Linked DNA regions of Homo sapiens: regions 1 and 2 are each linked to region 3. The links are chromatin contacts, found by Hi-C in ENCODE. All regions are on one chromosome and are shown on one strand. Each heading gives the region's core, a stretch centred on a gene start or an enhancer-like site at or near the end of the contact. The rest is flanking DNA. Distances are from core to core; before and after follow the strand shown.

What was found. A loop is a pair of places that touch in the nucleus more often than their neighbours do. Pooled maps may share reads with other maps.
Region 1: a loop to region 3 is called in a map of naive thymus-derived CD4-positive, alpha-beta T cell, with 30 times the contacts of the local background. The contact joins two enhancer-like sites. A Hi-C loop is called at or near these places in 11 of 168 maps with a recorded cell type or tissue (B cell, CD4-positive, alpha-beta memory T cell, CD8-positive, alpha-beta T cell and 8 more), 7 of 37 single-sample maps with no recorded cell type and 23 of 50 pooled maps.
Region 2: a map of mammary epithelial cell shows a loop between it and region 3 (8-fold over the local background). The contact joins the promoter of LINC02360 here to the enhancer-like site in region 3. A Hi-C loop is called at or near these places in 3 of 168 maps with a recorded cell type or tissue (mammary epithelial cell, naive thymus-derived CD4-positive, alpha-beta T cell and posterior vena cava) and 8 of 50 pooled maps.

The regions. Positions count from the first base shown.
Region 1 is chr4:11,623,186-11,625,885 of GRCh38, forward strand. All of the region lies in intron 2 of LOC107986178 (a long non-coding RNA gene), which reads left to right. Among named protein-coding and RNA genes, the nearest start is that of LINC02360, 140 kb to the right of the region's middle. Within about 2 kb of position 1,391, at least 8 of the 41 ENCODE cell types and tissues checked have a DNase peak (open chromatin) inside an H3K27ac peak, as active enhancers do.
Region 2 is chr4:11,768,210-11,770,909 of GRCh38, forward strand. It overlaps LINC02360 (long intergenic non-protein coding RNA 2360), which reads right to left and starts at 1,259. Exons shown (of 4, transcript NR_146995.1): 1 at 1,094-1,259. LOC107986178 (a long non-coding RNA gene) reads left to right here. Exons shown (of 5, transcript NR_188483.1): 3 at 2,100-2,266; 4 at 2,403-2,479.
Region 3 is chr4:10,582,858-10,585,557 of GRCh38, forward strand. CLNK (cytokine dependent hematopoietic cell linker) reads right to left here. Exons shown (of 19, transcript NM_052964.4): 4 at 2,070-2,098. Among named protein-coding and RNA genes, the nearest start is that of CLNK, 100 kb to the right of the region's middle. Within about 2 kb of position 1,379, at least 4 of the 41 ENCODE cell types and tissues checked have a DNase peak (open chromatin) inside an H3K27ac peak, as active enhancers do.

The DNA.
Region 1 (2,700 bases), core at 141-2,640, 1.0 Mb after region 3:
TGTGCCCAGCCATAATGTAAGCTTTCTTTATCTTTCTGCTTCCCTTTGTGTATTGAGATCCATTATTGTCCGGGCTCCTGATTGAACAAGGAAAGAGAGAAACTGGAAGTCCTAGGTGTTTCTTGTCTCCCTAGCTCATCATCACAAAGGAATTTCAATTGATTCAGGAGAAAACAATATACACCTATGTAAACCTAACATATTCTGGTTCCTGCTGTACATCTGAAATGCTGGAGATAGGAGGGAGATCATACACATTCAAAATTCATGGAATGGTAGGGTTGCAAGAAAATATCCCTGGACAATAATATACACCCACAATAAACTTTTATCTTACCTTTTTGTAGTTTTTTTGTATTTTGTAATTCTATGCTAGTTGTGTTAGGGAAAGGATGGTTTCAGTCTTGCCTACCCCTATACTCCAAATGCTTAGCATGCTGCCTGACACACACTGGAAAAAATAAATATCGTAAAGTATATTATTAAACGAATTCTGACAACGTACCAAGTGGCCTTTTAAAACATTATACAACCTGTGTTTGCTGAAGTAATATAAACTAGGTTGCCAAGTCTATCTTGATCCAGTTGCCAAACCAACTCCAAATCTCCTGCTTGCTGAGAGTTACCTGAAGAGTAACATTAGACCTACTGTTTGGAACTTGCTTCCTAATGCTATTTGCAAGTAGCTCCCCCTGCCTGCCCAAGTGGACTTTCACAGAGAGTGTGTTTCTGAAAGCTGCAGCCACTACCATCTTTGACGCAGTGTGTCTGTCCTGTGGGAATTAGGACAGAAAGACTGGGGAAAAAGAAAATGAGACAAAATAAAACAACAAAAAGAAAAAAGAAACAACTAATATTCTATGTTCTTTATAATTTACAAAGCACTTTTCTACAACCAGTCTCATTTAATACTTGCCATGAATATTATAATTTCATTACCATTCTACAGATGAGAAAACTGAGGCTAGCCTGACATATTACCAACACAGGCTACACCTTGGCAGGATATTCTGCCTCTTTTTACAATCAGCCCGTGAAATTTCTATAGCAGAAAGATTTGGAAGAAACGTTAATGATTATATCACATACTTCATAAGCACCATCTGCAGAGGTAAATACTATTTATTCAAAATAATAAAATTGAGGGACACAGAGAAGATAATCTCTTGGCTAAAGGATAGACCACACCTCACCTTTGACTTTAAATTATAATTGGCCAAGCTGACCTCCTTGAGCTTCTGTGTCCTAAGATCTTTATCCTCTGAGTCCAGACCCCTAGGCAGCCTCCCACTTCCTATTCACTACAAGTCAGTGTATTGCATAGCCTTCTCCTTTCAGGGATGTGTCCTGGTGACACGCAGGCTACATCAGATGGAGAGGAAGATTGACTAACTCATGTTCCTGTTCTCTCGAGGTGACTTTGCCAGGGGCTCATGAAAGTGAAGCATGCTTCTTAGGTGTGTCAGGAGGCCTGTGCCTGTGCCAACAAACCTCAGCTTGCACCATAGGTGTCCTTCTATCTCTGATAACTGTAGGCATTTGGTCAGCTGAAGGCTCTCTCTGGCACAGTACTGAGAAGAACCCTGGAACTCCCTCACAGTGAGTGATAGAAATGCTTTTCTTAGAATCACACAGCTTCTGGGTACAGAGTAAAGACCAGGCAATGCCTCCACTAGAGTGCCTCCTGATTATAGAAACTCGAGAATGTTTACAATACATTTTCAAGGCTTGCATCTATTCAGTGATAGAGCTGGTATTTGAACACAGTTCTTTCCAACACCAAAATCTCTGCTCTTGCCCATATATAAAACATATCGGTCTGAGAACGTGGGGACATGGAAGGCACATATAGAATCCAGGGTGTTTCACTTGTTAAATGTTCCTTACACCAACTGAAACACTCGAGCTTGTTGCTCGTAGCAAGTGAAGCCCTATCTGTTTGGTGGGGTGGGAGTCAGGGGGAAGCAGTAATTTGTGCTGCTATTGTTCCTTCAAACAACATTAGGCTATTTGTAGATATTATTCCCCATGGTCAGAACAATGTCAGCTATTTTTTCTGTGAAGGTCCAAGTTGACCCCGTAGGCAGTAATTTCCTGCCTCTCAAACCCAGTGGGCCTGGGCCATTCAGGCAAGCCCCAGGTGGCCCCGGCATAGAAGGACAGATGCCGACCTTCTTGGACTCATGTCCTTCCAAGCAGGAATTGTGAAAGTGCAGGCGCCAAGAATTAAGGAAAAGGAGGAAAAAGCCTTTCTTCCGAGCTTAGTGTGTTTCCCATAATGCATGGGTCATTCAGTCCATGGGAATGTGCTGCCAAATGACCGCTGTGCACTGAACCTCATCGGAGAGTGGAACTGGGCTTGGTGGAGGGTGGTAACAGAAAAGGTTTGAAAAAATGAGATCAGCCCCTGGCTTAGTTTCAGGAGGGGTGGGGTACTTTATGGAAAGCATATTGGTCCTGAAGACAGAAAGACACAGAGTTGTGTGTGTCTGCCTTTGCTGTGACAATTTTCTCTGAGTTTCAAATTCCAGATGAAAATCATATGAAGACACAGCATCATGTCAGGCAATAGAGACAAAAGCATCAACCTTTCGGGATCATTTGATGGATTAAACAGGAAAACCAAGTAGGTGATCCTTGTTTCCTCGACCAGTGAATAGAAAAGTGTGGGCACATGGGGAAGGCAAGATCAACCACCCT
Region 2 (2,700 bases), core at 9-2,508, 1.2 Mb after region 3:
CAGCTAGGACAGGACAGTTTTCTATATTTTTGGGAGAAAGAACAATTAGATAGATTGTCATCATAAACTCTTGTTGTCAAAGGACAGTTTAATTCCATTGTCAAGTGCTGATGTCTTTGGTGCTAACTGCTGAGCGTTAAGAAGTTCTGTTCTCACTGCCAGAGGCTTACTCATGTTAAATTCTTGTCAGCCTCCCTAATCATAAGCTGCTTAAATGAGGAAAAAAAACAGTAACAGTGCTTCCAAATCTGAACGAAGTATGCTATATAAAGTTGGTGGACATGGTAACAAGACTTGCCAAAGAAATATTCTAGCCAGCAGTGATACGGCATCCTGAGTAACGAGCTTAAGCAATTGCCTAGACCTTGGTGTGTCATCCTAAAAGTAAAATGGAAACATATACCTAAAGAAACAAAGAAATAACAACATTTAAATTATTGAAACGAGCAATAGATAAAGTGATATATTTGGATCTTCTACCCTGAAATAAGCCCCTCTCTGCCCTGGTGTCATTTCAGGCCAACGAGCTATACCTAGTGATTCCAAAGTCCACATATATTTACTCTGTTCTCACTGTACAAAGTAACCACTCTGAAGTCAAGTAAGTCATTGTCGATAGATAGTACTAATTACATTAGGTTTTATATATGTGTGTCTGAACATACTATATAACAAACATATACAGTACACAATTTTGCCTTTTATATACTTGCATGTGTGCATATATATGTACATATGCAATCATGCATAGTTAATGGCACATGTATACACTTGTGAAATAGAATACCTACCAATTGCTAATGAAGGGATTTCTCTGATACCAATTCAACTTGTATGGGGAAAGCTACTTACCTGCTTTATTTCTCAATTTTCTCATCTATGACACAACGTAAGCAGGTGCACGTTATGTGTGTTGTCTCCTAGCTCTTAAATCAGAAATCAATTTTATAACATGAATTGCACTTATCCAATAGGAGAAACACTTTCTAGCTTCAGAGTATAATTGGTATAGTTTTACATTGCAAGTAACAGAAGCCCCATGGAGCCAAATTGATCAAAATACGGTATTTCAGAAGGATGAGGTGGATCTTACCTCAGGCATAGATGCGTACATAGATTCCAATGAAAATAATGTGGCACTGTCTTCTTGTAGCTCTGCCTTTTCTTCTGTGCTGGGCTCTTATTTACCTGCTACAGGCTGATATTCTCCGTATGGTTGAGTATACGTCCAAGCACTGCGAAGCTTCACCTCTACCTGGCCTCCAACACACCAAAGAGGCTTTTAGAACTGCCGTTAGAACAGTCCTGGGAGAGCTTGGATTTCTGAGTTGAGACAAGTGTAAACCCTTAAAGCAATCAGTCAAGCTGTGTGAACAATTTTCCATGATACTCTGGACTAGGATGACCCATCCAAGAATTGGCAGGAAACCAGCTGGACCAGCCATCCTTACACAGATTTATTTCCCCATATTTCAAGGAAGTGAGCCATTTTGCTTGATCCAGCACATACTTATCTACAGTGCTTAAAACTAAGAACTCAGATACAGTGTCTTAAAGGCTTATTTCCTCTTACTCTTCAACATGAGCCTCTGCTTACCATTGTCAATCACTATGAATTTTCTTGTGTTTCATATTTTCTTGACTCTGGCTTATCTTGATAATTTCCTCCTCTTCCTAAAGCCCTTAGCATGCCTATCTTGTATACTTTGCCACCCACAACTCCAGATTTTCTCTACAAAACGTTGAAACAAATAAATACACATAGAAACAAAACAAAAATAATAACTTAGCACACCTCTCTAGTAAATATTGTTTTCCTCAATGCTGGTGTCGAGAAATATTTTCTAAACTCCCACAGTGCCCTAGATTTTTCTCTGTTATTGCACTTACTACAAGATACAGTGCTTTTTCTTTCCTACTACCAGACTCTTGCATAAATAAGGCATGTTTTGATTTAAAGAGACATAAACACAAATTGAAATATTTAAAAAGAAAAAAAACTGGAAGGATCCCAGTACTTCCATAACTACCAGAGAGTTGTCTTCATATTTCTTGTATTTGCTGACTTTGAATGTCCATTTTATGCTCTCCTTTTCCAGAAAAGCTGGGATACATGAAGACTGCCATCCCTTGAGTCACTTGCCCTGTAGCTGCCACTGTTGGAAAAGGGCTTGCTTCTGTGTCCTTGTGCCCACTTTGAAAATCCCTGGGAAGTCCTTGGAGTCAGATGAGCAGGCCTCCGCCACTCTGCCAAAAAGTCTGTTCAGTGAGTTTAGAATCATATAGAAAAGACATGGATGTGGGGGATCCTGTGCCATGTATTTGAAACAGTAGCTGCCATATAATATGCTTTCGGTATATGAATGAATTCAAAAGGATATTATCATGCTCATACCTTCTAGATCAGGAGTCCCCAACCCCTGAGCCATGGACTGATATGGAGCTATGGTCTGTTAGGAACTGGGCTGCCCAGGAGGAGGTAAGTGGCAGGCAGGCAGAGCATTACCACCTGAGCTCCGCCTCCCATCACATCAATGGCAGCAGGGCACTAGATTCTCATAGGAGTGTGAACCCCACTGTGCATGTGAGGGATAGAAGCTGCACACTCCTTATGAGAATCTAATGTCTGACGAGCTGAGGTGGAACAGTTTAATCCCAAAACCATCCTCCTGCACCCACAAGTCTGTGGAAAGATTGTCT
Region 3 (2,700 bases), core at 129-2,628:
CACAGACACACACACAATCACACACACCTCACATCATAGATATATAGCTTATAAATATACAATCACTCCTTGTACCCTATTTTTTACCTGCTTTTTCACAAAATCACATGCTATCAACATATCCATGGCAATGAATGTGCTTCAACATCATCATTTTAATGGCTTCCTAGTATTTTCTCGCATGAACGCCCTCTCCTGTTTTCAAATGATCCCATCGTCAAAAATCAGAAACAACTTGAAGGATCTGGGAATGTTATCAAGCCACCGTCACGCACAGTCTTTTTTGTAAATCCTCATGCATATCTTAATTAGATCAGGTCTGCTATTCTTTGGTAGACATTTGTAGTGGTTCATAAGTATGCCTAGGCTGATTCATAAGTATGCATAGGTCTGCTGGGCTGTTATTTCTTTCTCTCTCTCTCTTTTTTTTTCTTTTTTGAGACGGAGTCTTGCTCTGTCGTCCACAGCGCCCAGGCTGGAGTGCAGTGGGGTGATCTGGGCTCCCTGCAACCTCCATCTCCCGGGTTCAAGTGACTGTCCTGCCTCAGCCTCCCAAGTAGCTGGGACTACAGGTGCCCACCATCATGCCCAGATAATTTTAGTATTTTTAGTAGAGATAGTGTTTCACCATATTGGCCAGGCTTGTCTCAAACTCCTGACCTTGTGATCCGCCTGCTTTGGCCTCCCAAAGTGCTGGGACTACAGGTGTGAGTCACCGTGCCTGGTCTGGGCTGTTATTTTGAACAGACTGGGAATGTCATAATTTGCTGCTAAGTGTTTCTTTCCGGTAAGGTGTAGGTTCGAGTGTGTATGAGCAGGCCTGGGCGACTTTATATCAATGGACTTTTGTGGGGTTTCGATTTGTTTTCTTTTTCCTGCTGGTGTCTCTAGATTGCTGTCAAGGAAACGGAGTGCCCATCTGCCCATTTCTCTGTGCCTTAACCAAGGTGGGGAGCAAGATGGGAGGAAGAGGATACAGGTAGTTGGAGCTGGCTGCTGTATTTTACCTGTGTGCTTTATGATTCACCGGTCACCAAGCACATCAGACAAGCCACTTCATTCCCAGGTACCACCCCCTTAGAATATTCTCTTCCCTCCAGGATGCCAGTGCAGGATGGGAGGGGTGAGAGGTGCAGGTAGGTGGAGAGGTGCATTTGATACTAAAGACCCCAACACAATTTGGTATCATCTACCTTGAGAGAAGACAATCTTGTTTAGGCCTGACTGGGAAGTTGAATGAAAACTTTTTCTGTAGAGGGATTAAGGCTGGGTGCTCTCTCCCTGTGTGAACTCGTATTTCCCACTTTCACTTTTGCTTTTGCCCAGTTCTCCCAGCTGCTGGGTGGGACATGCTGAGTGCTGGTTTTGTACTCCCACATGCTCTATAGTGAAACTTTCAAATGCCTTTGCTGATTACATAACTCCTTATGACTCCATCGCTTCTTTGGTGTTTCCTCTGGACAATGTCTCCATTTTTCTGCCTCATTCCAGTCATTCTATCTAGACACCAGCTTTCTAGGGAAGTTCTGTGGGACTTTCCCTGAAATAATAACCCTCCCCAGTGAATACTACATGCTTTTTCTCAAACTTTAATGGGCTCCTGTTAAGTGCGTAGTACCAGAAAATAGGCTATGAAGAGAGATACAGGAGAGGCATCAAAGGTGGCTTTTGAACCATTCATTCTTTCCACTCATGTTTTGGGGGTAACCAATTATATGGAATTTAGTTGAGTGAATACTAGTGAGTCACCATAAGACTGGCACTGAGGTAGACTTATACCCATTGCACAGATGAAGGAACTCAGGCTCAGAAAGATCTGTGCTTCATGCAAAGCTGCACAGCTAAGTAGAGAGCCAGGATTCCCATCCAGCCACCCAGCCTCCAAAGCTTTGGACAGTCACAGATCAGGCTGTACCCTGGGGCAACTGGAAGGAATGGCATTACTAGCTAATGTCATTTCAAATAGGCCATAGTTTTATTGAAATAAAAACAAAAAAGAATGGAAATAACAGCCCAACAGACCCATGCTGACATTCCCACCACTTAGGTGACAGAGAGCCCCGACTCACCTGTGGCACTATTGATGCGAGGCCATGACCTAGGGCAGAAAAGAGAACCAAGTTAAATGTCCATTGCTCCACCTCCACCGACCCCCCGCCACATAGGAACAGGCAGTCATCAAACGTCATTGTACAAGTCAGCCTCTGAAGCTGCTTTATGTATGTACTATTGTAGACCTGAAGTCACATATTATTCTATTATATATAGAAATATTGTACATATTTCTATTTTCTGGAAAATAGCATGTAGAAGAAAATAAAAATTGACACCACAGGTTATATGTTGGTTATTCTCATGTAAATAGCTGTATACGTACCTGAAGATGTATGCATACATTTAAACACATATAGGTAGTGTTAAATCAAGCTTAGCCTAAAGCTGCCTCCTTACATATTTTAAGTTCTGCCTAAAGGTTTCTCTATACATCATGAACTATAAACAGATGGTAGCCTATAGTTGTGGCAATCACCGAGTTTTGGCCAATCAAATGTAGCCAACTGTTCGAACTGTGTTCAAATCAGGCAAACGCCGAGCTGTAACCAATCCAGCTGTTTCTGTACCTCACTTCCATTTTCTATATATCACTTTCCTTTTTCTGTCCATAAACCTTCTTTCACCACGTGGCTGCACCGGAGTCTC